2 separate regions of the Homo sapiens genome follow, and region 2 is linked to region 1. The links are chromatin contacts, found by Hi-C or POLR2A ChIA-PET in ENCODE. All regions are on one chromosome and are shown on one strand. Each heading gives the region's core, a stretch centred on a gene start or an enhancer-like site at or near the end of the contact. The rest is flanking DNA. Distances are from core to core; before and after follow the strand shown. Region 1 holds the start of EXOG (exo/endonuclease G). Region 2 overlaps SCN10A (sodium voltage-gated channel alpha subunit 10).

Evidence for each region. Hi-C counts contacts between places; a loop is a spot of excess contacts on that map. ChIA-PET counts read pairs that join two places held with the same protein, here RNA polymerase II (POLR2A). Pooled maps may share reads with other maps.
Region 2: a loop to region 1 is called in a map of cardiac septum, with 2.1 times the contacts of the local background. The contact joins the enhancer-like site here to the promoter of EXOG in region 1. A Hi-C loop is called at or near these places in 2 of 168 maps with a recorded cell type or tissue (Right ventricle myocardium inferior and cardiac septum) and 5 of 50 pooled maps. POLR2A ChIA-PET finds 5 or more read pairs at or near these places in 2 of 52 experiments (AG04450 and WTC11).

The regions. Positions count from the first base shown.
Region 1 is chr3:38,494,867-38,498,209 of GRCh38, forward strand. EXOG (exo/endonuclease G) reads left to right here and starts at 1,474. Exons shown (of 6, transcript NM_005107.4): 1 at 1,474-1,664; 2 at 2,763-2,912. The coding sequence starts at 1,502. RefSeq lists enhancers at 1,623-1,672, 1,733-1,802.
Region 2 is chr3:38,724,369-38,727,711 of GRCh38, forward strand. SCN10A (sodium voltage-gated channel alpha subunit 10) reads right to left here. Exons shown (of 28, transcript NM_006514.4): 17 at 2,238-2,684; 18 at 806-946. Among named protein-coding and RNA genes, the nearest start is that of SCN5A, 76 kb to the left of the region's middle. RefSeq lists an enhancer at 1-2,548. Within about 2 kb of position 1,568, at least 4 of the 41 ENCODE cell types and tissues checked have a DNase peak (open chromatin) inside an H3K27ac peak, as active enhancers do.

The DNA.
Region 1 (3,343 bases), core at 224-2,723:
AAGGCTGTAGACAGTGCCAGAGCTTTTTTTTTTTTTTTTAGACAGAGTCTTGCTCTATTGCCCAGATTGGAGTGCAGTGGCACGATCTCAGCTCACTGCAACCTCCGTCTCCTGGGTTCAAGCAATTCTGCCTCAGCCTTTCGAGTAGCTGGGATTACAGGCACGCGCCACCACACCTGGTTGATTTTTGTATTGTTAGTAGAGACGGGGTTTCACCATGTTGGCCAGGCTGGTCTCAAATTCCTGACCTCAGGTGATCCTCCAGTCTTGGCCTCCCGAAGTGCTGGGATTGCAGGCATGAGCCACTGCGCCTGTGAGTTTTACGTCACAGCTTTGCTACCCAGAGAGACTACTAGATCGAAAATCCCTAGGAAGGACTCTGGTTGATGTAGCTTAACCAGTCAGGGTCCTTCAGAAGAGGTATTCCTGGCAAGGGGGTAGCCTCCCATTTGAGGCTGTCAAAATAATGTGCACACTTCAGTAGGTTGTTAGAAGTGGCCTCCTGGTCAGTGAATCATCAGTGGGATCAGATGAAAGTTATTCCTACCAGTTATCTAAGAAATAGGAAACTTGAAGTTTCTGCTAAGAACTAAGTCCACACGGAATGCTAGAGATCATGCTGCAAAATGAAGACTCATTTGTTTGTGAGTGGTAGTCCATGAAATCTATCCTTTCTTTGCCAGCAGGCGTTCAGCAATCTGGATTTTATATTCTATCAAGACAAAGAGTAGAGATGACTCAAACATTTCTAACATTTATAGAGCACTTAGTGACATGCCCCTGGTACTTCCCTAAACATTTTACATGTGTCATCTCCTTTAATCCTCACAAGAACGCTATGGTCTAAGTATTATTATTCCAATTTAAAAGAGAAGGTTGGGGACAGTGACACACACCTGGACTTACAGCACTTTGGGAGGCCGAGGCGGGAAGATTGCTTGAGGCCAGAAGTTGGATACCAGCCTGGGCAACATAAGGAGACCCCCTTCTTTACCGCTCCCCCACTCCCGCCAAAAATTTAGCCGGGCAATGTGGCACGTGCCTGTAGTCCCAGCTACTCAGGAGGCTGAGGCAGGAGGATCGCTTGAGCCCACGAGTTCGAGATCGCAGTAAGCTATGATCATTCCACTGTACTGCAGCCTGGGTAACAGAGACCCTGTCGCTAAATAAATAAATAGACCTGAGTTGGAATATCGGCTCTGGAGACCTTAGTGTAACCATGCGCAAGTGTTTACTCACCTATTAAATGAGACTAAAGGTATTTTCTTCTCATGACTATATATAGCATACCACTAAGCCCTCTAGACATCATATTCCCCATCCATCGCCCCGTCCAGTGGACCAGGGATGAAGCGGGGATGCGCTAGGCATCCCGGTTTGTCACCAGGGGGCGTGCGAGGCCCTCAGCTTGGCGGGCGGTGAGGCGTGGGGTGACGGGGGGATGGCGGGGGCCGGCATGCGCGCGCATGCGCCGTGGTAAAAGGCCGGTACCTCGGGCAAGATGGCTATCAAGAGTATCGCTTCCCGCCTCCGGGGTTCCCGTCGTTTTCTGAGCGGCTTCGTGGCTGGGGCTGTAGTGGGCGCTGCGGGAGCTGGGCTCGCGGCCCTGCAGTTCTTCCGGAGTCAGGGCGCTGAGGGAGCGTTGACAGGGAAGCAGCCGGATGGTAAGTCTGTGGGCCCGTCCTCCCTTCGCTGGCCCAGATTTCGGGCTCCGACTCCTACCTGGAGTGTGAATGGCAGTCCTTGACGGACAGCCTTCACCGTTTGCTGGGCCCCTAGCCTGGCCCTTGGTTTCTGACCTTTATTCTCCCGGCTCGGCCTCCCTTCCCCACCTCGCGTCTCGCCAGCTTCCCTCATGTCCTTCCTTCCCCCGGGCATCTTCGTTTTCTGCACAGAACCACCCCCGCCGCCCGACTTTCTTCCCCCCAGTTACTCATCGCGATATCTATGTTTTAATGTCTGTGTTCTCTACTAAGATTGTTAGCTCCATAAGACTTGAGACTATGTCTGTTTTGGTCTCCATCATCTAACCAGCACAGTACCTGGTACATAATTGGCATTCAGTAAGTATGAATGAAGGAATAAATTAATACATAATTTTAGTAGATGAGTTAACTGCCCTTCTTTCGTCATTGTTCAGTTGAAGAATACCTGCTATCCCTCCAAAGTGTATAAAAACTCATGTTGCAATGGGTACCTTATATTTGACAAAAAAAAAAAAAAAATTAACACGAGCTCATTTCTTGTACTTTGCGGATGTGCTAATTTAACTTGCTCCTTTGGATACTTGGCATCTAGCAAGAGAACTACCCCCTTGGGGGGTTGAGGATTTGAGAAGGCATCGGGGAGGATTATCTCGAAACTGACTCACTGCTGAATGTGTGCTTGGTTTCTCCCACTAGGAAAAACAGTACCAGTTTTACTGTCATCTTGCAACAGCACACATATCAGTGCTTCAGAGATGATTTGGAAATTTGATGTGAAAGACTAATAAGATCAAGTCTTTATTCAAAAGTTAATGCAGTAGCTGCATTTTATTCACTGATTATAGGCAAATCAGTACTTTGCCTACTGTCTGTTTTCTTCATCTCATAAGTAATTGCAAAAATGAGATTTTCTGGTTGATTAGACTTCTGAGCCAGTCCTTTGTAAATCACACCGCTCTCCTTTTCCTTATAATCTTTCATTATTAAGAGCCACTAATTGTGTGTGTGTGTTTTTTTTGTCTCTGCCCCCCCTTTTTTTTTTTTTTTCATTTTTAGGATCTGCAGAAAAGGCTGTCTTGGAACAATTTGGATTCCCTTTAACTGGAACAGAGGCAAGGTGTTACACTAATCACGCTTTGTCTTATGATCAGGCAAAGCGGGTGCCTAGATGGGTTCTTGAACATATTTCCAAAAGCAAGATAATGGGTAGGTGGTTGGATAAAAAAACTGAAGTAACAGTATTTATGAAAGATGTCTCCAAATTTAAAACAGGGATGATTATTAATATTCTCAACCTTTTTCATATCATAGCACATGTAGAAAATTATATTTATATAACTTACTGGTTAAATCAACCCTGCCTGGCAGCCAGAAAGCCAGACCCTTTCCAGCTGTCTCAGGGCTGAAAATACCCATATCTTGACACACTAGTTGGGAGGCTCTGTCATAAATATTACAGCAATGAGCACCATTCAGTTTTACCTTAACAAATATTTATGTGCCTGCTATGTGTCTGGCACTGTGGTAACCCTTGGGGACCTATGTGTGACCAGAGTAGAGGATCTCTACCCCAGTGACACTTTGAGTTGGGAGAGTGGGTTGACCCATCAAACAAATAATTTTAGATGTATAATTAC
Region 2 (3,343 bases), core at 318-2,817, 230 kb after region 1:
CAAATTAAATTCTTGAATTGAAGGCAGTGTTATTAAAGATGCTAAACTTTTATAGATGCCTCTTTCCCTATAGCTTGTTTCCTTCAAGATTTGTAAGTGAAACCACATTTATTTTTACCTTGTATAAGACAATCCTAAACCTCTAATCTTCCAGCTCAGTCTCTGTGAGGCTGTCACTTCACTACTCACCTATAGAGAGCCTCTCCCTAGCCCCAGGCTACTTTTGCCTAGAGAAAATGATGTGGACAAAAGAAAGTGGGGGAGAATCACAAGGGAAAACTTCTTCATCTGTGAGCACCTCCAACTCTTATTTGCTGGCTCTGAAAGATATTTGACTTTCTTTGTGCGTTGTCTTTCGTTTCCTTTTTTCTTGGCTGTCATTTCCTGGGCACTTACTTTGTCTCAGGCAGGACCTAAACATTTGACAAGCAGCATCTCATTTAAGCTTCAAAATAATCCTACCAAGTAGGCATTACCATTCAGTTTCATAGATGAATAAATGGCGGCTCAGAGAGGTTTGGGAACTGATCTTAGGTCCCACAGCTTGTGGAGTCTCACTCTTTCTTTCTATACCTAGAACCACCCTGGAGTGAGATTGTGGCAATGGTATATGGTGAAAGTTGAAATTGTGCGGATTAGCCGGAGGTTGGGAGGGACTTTAAAAATTCCCAGGATAAGAAATGAGGTTATGTGATTGAGTGCAGTCTGGAATACCCCACCTTCACCGCCACCCTCCAGCCTCTACCAGCCCACTGCTCAGTGTCTGGCTGGCTGTCCAACCTCTCCAGGAAGCTGACATACCTACCTCAGCAGGGACCTGAGGAACAGACTCATCTTTCCACGTCTCACCCAGGGATGGAGCCAGGTCCTCAGAAGATGTTCCAGTGCCTGGGCTCCTGGGTGTCAGGTGGTCCCCACACCTCTCGACTTGCTGCAGCTGCTCCTGCTAGTGAGAGAGGGTCCCAACTGGGTGCCTGGCCCCACCCTTAGATGACCAGTTCTAAATTTGAAGGGATCTTGCACATCACAGGCTGCCAGAGCCAAGAGTTTCATATATGCAACTCATGTACATACATATATACATACACGTGTGTGAAGTGAGCATGAAGACTATAGCTAGATAGACCTATGTTTTATCCTTGGGCTCCATTAATTATAAGATGTGTGACCTTAGGCAAGTTGTTTAACCTCTCTAATCTTCATTTTTCCCAGCTTCAAAATTGAAAAGGCTAGATCTGCATCATTCAGCTGTTTTGATGACTAAATATGTTAGCGCTTGTAAAACACTTTGCACGAAGTGCTTGGCTCAATAGATTTTAGCCATGACCATTGTTATTTGTCCAGAGGTCAAAATTGTAGGGAACTTGGCCACCTGGAGCTCCCTAAGAGCCCCAAAGTAACTGAAAATGCTTCTGAGTGGCAGACAGCTGTCACAGAGTTCATGCTCTCTGCTGTTACCTAGACAAAGGCATGTAAAATATGGCAGCTGATAACAGCAGCTGCTGGAACACAAGTGACGACTGCAGGGAAGAAGGCTATGGGAGAGCTACAGACTCAAAGCACAGCTTTTCTGGACCACTTAGTAACCTGGCCAGCAGCCCTGCATGTTCCTGAGGCCTCACAGGGTTCCCTGCCTTCCCACGTTGGGCAGAGGTGAATGCCCTGAGTTACTGAGAAGAGGTTAGCGAGGGTTGATATACCAGCTTAAGGTAGTAAGGAATAGTGCCAAGTATTTAAAAATATATATTATCAAATGGCTCAAATGTGCTTTAAATTAGTTGGTGCCAAAAGGAGCGTGTCATTTCCCTGTGATACCACTTGTGGGGAAAAGCTGGCTAAATGAGTCACATAAGAATCAGGACTTCTTAGGATGCTGGTAAAGATTAGATGAGCCTTGCTCTTGGACAACATCCTGTTCTTAGAGAAATCTCATTAGCATCTCATGCACAGAGCCTGGGTTGGGCAGAGCGCATGGGACAGCTGTGTGAAAGACAATCCCCAAGCACCTCAAGGTGGCCTTTTGCTCACCTGCTGCCCCCCACTCCCTGTTTGTCTGCCTGGGGAATTCTGACTTTTTCTTCCAGGCCCTGCTCAAACGCCAACTCCTCTGGAAAGCTTGGCATGGTTTAAACTTCTTTATGTCAAGGTCTCCTCTGCATTTCCCTTTTGCCCTTTGTCACTCAAGCCCTGAAGCCCCTCCCCACTGCCTGTGGCTGTCCCTTGGGGATAACTCTTACCTGTCCTTTGGGGATCACTTCCTGCTGGAAGCTCTGAGCATCTTCCCCACCATCATCCTCCAAGTCATCAAGATCAGATTCACCCTCAGCAATGGGCACAGAGACCCACACAGTCGGATTAGCGATGAAGTCACTGTGCTCATCCCTGGGGCCTCTGGGAGCTTGGAGCCCTCCAGAGCTCCCCCTGGCAGTGTTGGCAGCAATGTGGTTCTCAGCCTTGGAGCTGGAGAGTGGGAGTTTCACCACCAGCTCAGGCTCTGCCTTGGGCTGGGGGAATGGGCAGGACCTGCTGAAGAAGCTGCAAAGAGCCTGTTTGGTACGATGGCCAAAGACCTGGATCCGTGCCAGGGCCACCTGCAGGTTGTTCACCTCCCCATCGTCCTCCGGGGCTGTGAGGTTGTCAGCACTGAAAGAGTTCAATAGCAGGGCGATGAACAGGTTAAGCACCTGAAGAGAAGGAATGGAAGGGAAGATTGATCAATCTCTAAGCTGAGCCCCACATTGGCCTACCGGGTTAGCAGCTGGCTGGCAAGACAGCCACGGCCTGGGCCTCTTCCTGCCCACCCGGGATGCTGTCCCTTTTGGGGGAATGGACTTTCTGAGAGCAGTTGAGGGAAAGTTTGGGGATGTCCTGGAGTGACCCGCCTCAGTGGACGAGGCTTGGAAGCATATTTTCCACCATAAAGGAGGAGCCCCCCGCTGAGCAGAGGGACATTTAGGGACAACAGAGAGAAGGCACCAGCCCTTCCTGCAACCACCCTCATGTGCCAAAGCCCTGGGCTCTGTTCCTGACTCTGGAATCCTGGGCACATCTTGCTGCTTCCAGTTCTTCACTTGAGAGCAGATGAAGAGCGGTTGTGAAGACAAAATGATATGAGAAATGTAAAAGTGCTCAGAGGGGTAAACTTCCTGTCTGAGGGTGAGGGGCATCTGTGGCTCTGCAGGGATGGTGGGCTCAGCCTGGAAGAACAGAGTTTCTGGGATGCAGGCAGAGGCATCCCTGGCTCAGGCACCAGGGTGGAAAAGACTAAAGAGTCTGGATTTGTTGTTGCTTCCCTTTTCTTGGTTTAGCTTTCTTCTGTCTATAAAACTCATGAGGAAAGAAC